Regions from separate parts of the Homo sapiens genome. Here region 2 is linked to region 1. The links are chromatin contacts, found by Hi-C or POLR2A ChIA-PET in ENCODE. All regions are on one chromosome and are shown on one strand. The core of a region is the stretch at or near the end of the contact, and the rest is flanking DNA. Distances in the headings are between cores, read along the strand shown. Region 1 has its middle 44 kb from the start of CH25H. Region 2 holds the start of CH25H (cholesterol 25-hydroxylase).

What was found. A loop is a pair of places that touch in the nucleus more often than their neighbours do. ChIA-PET counts read pairs that join two places held with the same protein, here RNA polymerase II (POLR2A). Pooled maps may share reads with other maps.
Region 2: a loop to region 1 is called in a map of naive thymus-derived CD4-positive, alpha-beta T cell, with 4 times the contacts of the local background. The contact joins the promoter of CH25H here to the enhancer-like site in region 1. A Hi-C loop is called at or near these places in 3 of 168 maps with a recorded cell type or tissue (GM12878, IMR-90 and naive thymus-derived CD4-positive, alpha-beta T cell), 21 of 37 single-sample maps with no recorded cell type and 14 of 50 pooled maps. POLR2A ChIA-PET finds 5 or more read pairs at or near these places in 7 of 52 experiments (AG04449, CD4-positive, alpha-beta memory T cell, GM10248 and 4 more).

Annotation. Positions count from the first base shown.
Region 1 is chr10:89,161,773-89,165,821 of GRCh38, forward strand. No RefSeq gene overlaps it. Among named protein-coding and RNA genes, the nearest start is that of CH25H, 44 kb to the right of the region's middle. RefSeq lists an enhancer at 1,807-1,856. Within about 2 kb of position 2,044, at least 9 of the 41 ENCODE cell types and tissues checked have a DNase peak (open chromatin) inside an H3K27ac peak, as active enhancers do.
Region 2 is chr10:89,205,067-89,209,115 of GRCh38, forward strand. It overlaps CH25H (cholesterol 25-hydroxylase), which reads right to left and starts at 2,251. Exons shown (of 1, transcript NM_003956.4): 1 at 563-2,251. The coding sequence starts at 2,226. The coding sequence ends at 1,408. RefSeq lists an enhancer at 2,023-2,092.

The sequences.
Region 1 (4,049 bases), core at 794-3,293:
TCATAAATTACATTCTTCTTATCAGAACACATAGGTCAACCTATTTTTTGAATGGCTGCAAAGTCCATCATATGAAACACCATAAGTTATTTAATCAGTCCTCTGTTGTTCATTTTTCTATTTTTCTCTGTCTCATGCAATACAACCTTATGGTTCTAATTTGTTATTTGTCAGTAAAGTTAATGATTTTACCATGATAGTTATATTCTTATTATTACTTTAACTGGTTTTCTTTATTAGCTTATTAGCTCACTGTTTTCTTCATTAGCTTAGGTTTTTTATATGTAATAGATATTAATCCTTTGTCTGTTATCTAGATTACACATTTTTCTCAGTTATCATTTCACCTTTATTGAAGTGAATAAAGTTTATTTAAGTAAACTTAAGTTTACTTAAGTTAACTTTGTTGAAGTAAATAAAGTTAACGTTTTAATTAGTCTTATCAGTCATTACTTTCTTTTATGATTTTTGGGCTTTATACCATACTTAAAAGGGCTTCTTCACTCACTATATTTGTATAAAAATATTTCTCTTCTATTTTAATATTTTCATGTGATTTTGTATTTTATATTGAGATATTTTATCCATCTGGAATTTATTCATAATGTGGGAATTTAATATTTCCTGAAGTTGGTTCATAAGTAATTTTATTTTTAGATAAATGCTTATGGTGTACTGGTTAAGGCACCAGGTTTTTCAGTTATAACAATCTTTACTTGAATCTCAGCTTTGCCTCTTTTATACAATGTGACTTTTGGCAAGTTGTTCTCTAACTAATTCTTTCAGCTATAAAATATGGATATTAAACTACATCTGGAAGAATTATGAAGCATAAATAGGAACATACAGGAAAGTGCTTAGCATGGAGTTGGGGTATGAAAAGAACTTAATAAATATCAGTTATTCTCATCATTTTTATTTGATTCTGTGATAAAGGTCAAGGCAATTGTTTTCTGTAATGTTAGCAACATCTTACTGCTTAATTCTTTTATGTCTGTTGGTTGGTTGATTTGTTGCTGAGTTAACTAGTTGCTTTGTTTGGTTTGGATGTAAGCAAAACAAAGGATCATCCACCAGACCCCTCTTTGAACTTTTCTGGTATATATCATAAAACCCATTATGTAATGGCTCCAATTTGCTGCAAAGAAATGAACTGCCAAAGTATGATGTTACTTGCTCATGATATATTTAGAGATTATAACTTCTAATTTATTTTGAATTTAGCAGTGAACCTAAGGTTAAGAGGTGGCAGCAACTAATTTCCTCTGCTTATTTTCTTAATTTTTATTGTAACGATTGCATTCTTAGTATAATTATCTGTAAAAAATTGTTGTCTCCTCCATGAGATTACCTATAATCACGTTAAGTGCAAGACTCCATACCTAACACAGTGCCTGGCTCATAGTAGATGCTCAATAAACATTCCATGAATAATAAATGGAATATCTATTGCACATCTAATGTATGCCCTGAAATTATTTAATTTTTAAAACAATCATGCAAGGTAAATGTTATTATTCTCATTTCACAGATGAAGCAGTTGAACTCAGAGTTAATGAAGCTGCCAAAGAGACTGAAATTACATGACCTAAACTCAGGCTGTAGTAACCTTGGTGCTGGTGGCTGAGGCAGGACTGGCCCTGGATAGAATGTAGTAAGTGTGGGTCTCAGCTTGGCACTTCTCAGAGGCAGCTTTCTATTCTCCTCCCTGGTAAGGCCAATCTTAGTGGTTACCTTTATGTAAAGTAGAACTATGTCCTGTGCCAAGCAAGATAAGCAGCTCTATGCATGTCCCTAAGAAGCTAAAATAGATGCTCATCATCCCAGTCTGCAAATTAAGCCAAAATTTCAGTGTCACTAGCAGTCAACTCTCCAAAGACAAATAGGTTGTAATCTAGTTTCAGAAAGGAAAAAGTGACTAGTTGTCTGAAAGAACTGACATCACCTGCAAGCTAAGTACCTTTTCCTGTATCTGTGGGCTTTCTGCTCACCCTGGCTGTCTTGCTGTGCTCACTTGTACCAGATGGACGGCGAAACAAGACTTGCCAGGAAACTGAAACTTGCAACCAAACGAGAGAGACCAATTGCCAGACAGCGTGTCTCAACACTGCTCCGTCAGCACACAACTTATGTAATCGCCTGTTTATGCAACAGAGTACATGAATTTTAATTGATAGCACTGTTAGGTTTGATTCAGTGTCATCTAGTAGAGAGTTCTTCACTGGAAATTCTACTTGTGGTTCTACCACTAAATTTGTGGTATTAGGGGGTGGGAGGAAAAGTCAGAACCAGCTCTGTTTGCAATAATGCAACTCAATGCTGTATTCAAGGAGAAGTGGAGTGAACAGAGGGATGCTTCTTCAAAGTTGAACACATTGGAAAAAATGAAGAATTTGTAGCAGGGTTAGAGGAAATACAATAAGATATCAAGAACCTTATAACGTCTAAGTAACCAAAGCTGAGACAAGAGTGTTAGAAAAAGGAAGCTGTGTCTTTAGAACTAACAGTAAGTATAAAGCTCTCCACAGAGGAAGCATCTGCGCGCTTAGGTCTCACTTTAAATATCAGATCCTCTAGGAAGCCTTCACTACTTCCCCTACACCCCAAAACTGACTTAAAGAGTCATTGTGTGTGTTCAAGTAGCACCTTCTCTTCCACCTGTTATAGCCTGCATTGCACAACATCCTAACCAATGGCTTACTTGTCTCTCTTTCCACAAGTGTCAAAAATTTACCAGGACAGTGCTGGGACCTCATTCACTGTCATGACCCTTGCACCAAGCTCAAATCCTGGTATGTAATGAGCACCTCGGAAGAATTTGTTGAATTAATGAATAAACAGTGTCCCATGTTACACAAAATAGTGATGATCCCACTGAAGACCATCAAAGCCAAAGATGAAGGGAACATAAAAGAAGATATAGAACAACAAGAAGGAAGAGGAGGAAGAGTTGAAGGGAAAAGAGTTGGAGCAAGGAGAGGAAGGTGAAAAGAAATGAAGAAAGAGGATGGTAAGGAAGAAGAGGAAGGGAAGAGGAGTTGAATGGAGAAGAGGAGGAAAGAGGAGAAGGAGGAGGAATGATGAGGAGGCTGAGAATAAGAGATGAATGAGGAGGAGGAGGAGGAGTAAAAACAGCTTCAAAGAAAAGAAGTAGGAATAAACTCTGCCTCACAGAATATCATGACAGACATAAGGCTTATCCTCCAAATGGAAAAAAATGCGAAGCAATAGAAGTACTTGGAGGATCCCAAGCACTTCCAGGTAATGGTATGCAAAGTCCTGCAGTGGGAATGGTAGCAGCTGTGTGGAGTCCTGATATGGCCACTAGGGATGTCTTACTGGAGTGAGTGTACGTACGCTACCTGAACCTTATCTCGCTGCTCTCTCCTGCTGAGTCAGGGAGCAGATAACCCTCTCAGAAGGGTCTGAGGGACAATGAAGTTTGAAGGAAAGAAGCTGAGTGAGCTAAAGAGACATAAAGGACCAACATGGCACCTGGTGACCTAGGTTTGAATCCTAGCTCCTTCAATTATCATGAAATGGCCTTTGGAAAATTATTGCATTTTCTGTAGCCTCAGTTTACCTACCTATAAATCTATCACAATAATAGCATTCTCTTCGCATTGTAATGAAGATTAAATTAAATGAGATAGCATATAATTACCATAAAGCATCTAGCCCAAAAGCTCCTGATATGTAGCAGTTGCTCAACAAATACTTGTTTCCTTTCTTCCTCCTGGTTGAAAAGAGGTTTTGTTGTCCTTATTTCTGCGCACAGGCATTTGGAATTCAAAAGGAAAAATCTGATGGGAATAGCAACTCTAAAGGTGGTAGTGGATTTTGGGAGATCTATTGCAGGGATCTGTCCTCCGTGTTATCCTGTTTACGTTTTCCCTCCAATAACTTAAATGCAGTTAGAAAGAGACTGAATATCAAAATGTATGAGACAAAAAGCTAAGTTTAGGACTATGAACGATGGCAGCATTAGGTTCCAAAAAGATTTTAGTCAGCCGGAGGAACAGGCTTGACTAAAGTTCACAGAATGCAAA
Region 2 (4,049 bases), core at 1,001-3,500, 44 kb after region 1:
AAATGGATGCTTTACCTTTAAACATGACAGTTTGGTTCAAATATAATGAGCCAAGAATTACACACAAAGCTGCCATTCTTTATATTGTGTCTAAATTGTCTTGATTTTTAACTCTACACTATATATATTCCAAAAACAAAACTAAAATGAATAGGCAGGAGTTAGATGGGGTGAGTGATGGGTGATGGGTGTGTGGTTAATAATAGGAATATTTACTGTCATCTGCAAGAACATCTGGGACACCTCCTCCTTTTCCACATGAGGAATCAGGGATCCAGGGCCAAATTTCACTTTATCTTTCTTTTAGAAAGGGCTGTACCTGCTGCATGTATGTTTTAATTAAGAAAACTGAATATACAGAAATTCCAGATTTCAGAAGCAATGCTTTGATGTTCATTTGCAGTAGCTATGGATGGATTCATGAAAACAGGGGCTTCCTCAGAATCCCCTTGCACATCTATCAGCCACTCTAGTGTATACTATTGACTCACCAGTTTTGCAAAGCAAGGCACGCCTCCAATTCTGTTCTTCCCCTAATCCATTCCCACAAATAATAAAATGATTGACTGCTCAGCGTTAATCTTTCTATGAAACTTTACAGAGTAATCCTATCATTTGCCTGTTATACAGAAATCAGCTGAAAAGCATTAAGAATATTAGCGTGTTTTTCCTCCATGAAATTGCTAGAGCACAACAAACAGAGCCCCTTCTCCTGCCTCCTTTTCTCTAACAACCCCCAACAGAACACCCTACACCCAGATTCCTCTCTTTCCATGGTGAGGCTGATGGAGGCTTAGAAGGACACTTGGTATGCCCGCTCCCTCTTCCCTTTTTTATCAGTCAAAATACCAGTGAAACGGAAGTCAATACTTATTTGATTCATGGTTTTTTTTCCTTTTTAAAGCACGAATAACATTTCTTTCAAAATAAATATACAGTTCTATAAAAAAATATAAGAAGGTACTATAATTCTTGGTCACTGTCCAGCAGAAACATGTTTGATTGCTTTTAGAGTCAGAAGTCAACACCATCCACAAAAATACATTCTTTTAGCCAGGTTTTAGAACACTTTGAAACATAGAAAATTCCTTATTCTACAAACAAGTCCTTTTAGAGATATTCTAAATATGCCAGTGATGAATGTCTAATTCATATGCAGGATTCAAGGCTATTGAGGTGAGCTAGACTAAGAATACCAAGAACACAAAATTGTATTGATACACAAACAGTATGTAAATTACTTTGTCAGATTACAAAAATGCATCAGATTTTATCTATGGTTTTCATAGATAAACATAAAGCAATAAGTTAGTTGCTTTAAAAAAATATATAGCTCAGGTGTTTCTCTTCATTCAAGTGTGAAAGGCACAGCAGTCCCGAGTCTTAGGGGCACCCACCGCAGCCACATCACCGCGCTGGGACAGATGCAGTCCGCAGCGTTCCCAGTATTTTGTCCCAGTGTGTAAAGTACGGAGCGAAGTTGCAGTTAAAGTGAGAGTGATGCAGGTCGTGGTGCACCACACCCCCGTACCACCCGAAGGGCACCAGTCTGTGAGTGGACCAAGGGAAGTTGTAGCCGGAGTGGTCCTCCACGGAAAGCCAGATGTTGACCACGTGGAAGGTCAGGGTGGTGAGCGGGTGGCACCCGAGCAGTGTGACGTTCATCATGTCGAAGAAGCCCAAAGAAAACAGTTCCCAGACGCTCATATACTGCGTTGCCAGCGCGAACGAGGACGAGTTCTGGTGGTGCACCTTGTGGAAGGTGCGGTACAGCCAGGGCACCTTGTGGTGCAGCAGGTGCCACACGAAGAACTCCATGTCGAAGAGTAGCAGGCAGAACAGGATGTGGTGCAGCAGCAGGAGCAGCTCGGGAGCTTCGTGGGGCAGGAGGGCCGGGCTGCGGGCCCAATGCAGCAGCGTCACGGGGAACACAAACATCACATGCTGGTAGAGGGTCTGCCCCAGGCAAGGTAGCAGCTGCTGCGCGGATGGCGAGAAGTCAGGGTGGATCTTGTAGCGCCGCAGGGCGGGCACCCAGGAGCACAGGATATCCAGGACCACGAAGGGCAGGCAAAAGCCCACGTATGTGGTGATGGAGAAGATGACCGGGAAGAAGGGCGACTGTAGGAGGGCCTCCCAGCTCCTCAGGTGGTCCCAGAGGGGCTGCAGGAACAGCTGCCCGGAGCTGCAAAGGACCTGGGGGTCGGAGCAGTTGTGGCAGCTCATTGCGAGGCTGTGCAAGGCAGCTGAGGCTGCTGCTCGAGTCCCATCGACTTTTCACAGGACTCACGGCCCCGCCCCGAGTGATGTCAGCTGCCTTTCCATCCCTTTCCCGGCGATGCGAAGCTTGAATAAGCTAGCAACCCGGCAGAGTGGCCCTTCATTGCTGTAAATGTGCTCATCTATAGCCGCATCTTACCGGCTTTTAGATATGCGTGTATGCAGTGGCACTTCGTACTTTTCATGTAAGTTCTGATTTTTCAGTTGACGTACAATTAACACGGGACACAATGTACAGATCTACCGTGTGGAGTTTCTATGAGTTTGGCAACTCAGTTCACGTGTGTCATCACGGGTCTCAAACTAGACCGTTTACATTGCCACCAGAAAGCGCTCCTTTGCAATCAATGCAGAATTGTTTGTGTTTTTTAATGCATACGTATAACTGCATCCATGTGCTTTCATAAAGACGCAAGCATAATCGCATTTTAAAAACTGTTTAAAGCTACATGCGGTCTGTAGCTCGGGTGTTTTCTGAGAACCCGGTTGCGGTCTATCCAGCGGCGATCGAGAAACGAGCCCTTTGCACAGGGAACCGCTGGTCCCCGAACGCCGGCGGTGACCGTCAGCTCAGGAAATCAGACGGGAAGGGTGGCCGGATGGGAACCTCCGCCAGCTCCAGCTTGTCCCCAGAGTTTTCCTGGCCGGCGGGCAGCAAGCTAGAGAGACCACGCACGCAGGCTCTCCGGGAGAGGCCGCAGCCCGGCCGCGTAGCTACCCTCGGCGGCGCGTCCCGGGGCGCCGGGCCCGCGATCGGAGCCGGAGGCACCGCACAGCGGAAAGAGGGCTCCGCGGCGGCCAGGCTCAGCTTTGCCGGGAAAATGCTGGATTTAACTCCCAGTCTGCGCCAATCTGGCTAAAAAGCCCGTTGTATCTCAATTTGGGGCGGGAACACTTAATTCAGCAAACCACCTGCGTTGTTCGTCAAGGGAAAGAGATGTGAGTTCCTGAAGCCTCCCGGGAGGCTATTGAAGGACCAGGTGATGTCGTCACTACCCTACCCTTCCCCTTGTTGGCTTTGCGGGGCCAACTTGCAGTCGCCCTCTGCCACCGGTCCTTGAATCCACTCCGGGCCCACGGAGCCCGGCTAGGGGGCTAGTCTCTATCCCCTGCGTTTCTCCGCCACCCATCTGGGGTCCTCGGGCCAGGGGCCACCGAGCACAAGGAGGTCGGTACTAGGAGAGCTCTTGAGAGACCCTGGGAACAGCACAAAAATCCTCGCGTTCAACCCGGGGTCTGACACATGACACGATACAAGGGCCCCTTAGGGGATAGACGTTTTAGACACCAGCTTTGAAGCCAGGGAGCACTCCTAATTCTTGCTTAGTGTCTTGTATCTATGTGGTTGTGTCCAGCCCTTTACTCCTTGAAGCTTGCATTTTCTTATCCCCCCGATTCCCCACAAAGGGAAATTGGAGTATTAAATGGAAAAATAATAAGTCTACCGTGTAAAGCCCACCTACTAGGTGCCACGCATTGGCTAAATGTTTTATCTGAATTGATTTTATCCAATCCTCAAAAAAGCTGGCTTCCTCACCCTGCCAAGAAGTAGGATTATTATTATTGCTGTGGGTTTACAGCAGTAAAATCATAGGTCCTAGCACACAGCAAACACACCAAGTAATATGCATGGTATTTTAAATTTGTACTCCACACGTTACCTAAAGAATAACTGAGAAATTTGAAATTAAAATCAAGTAAGATTATGTAAAGAGAAATAAAAGATATAACGCCATCTATTATGAGGAAAGAACAAGTACTACAAAAAT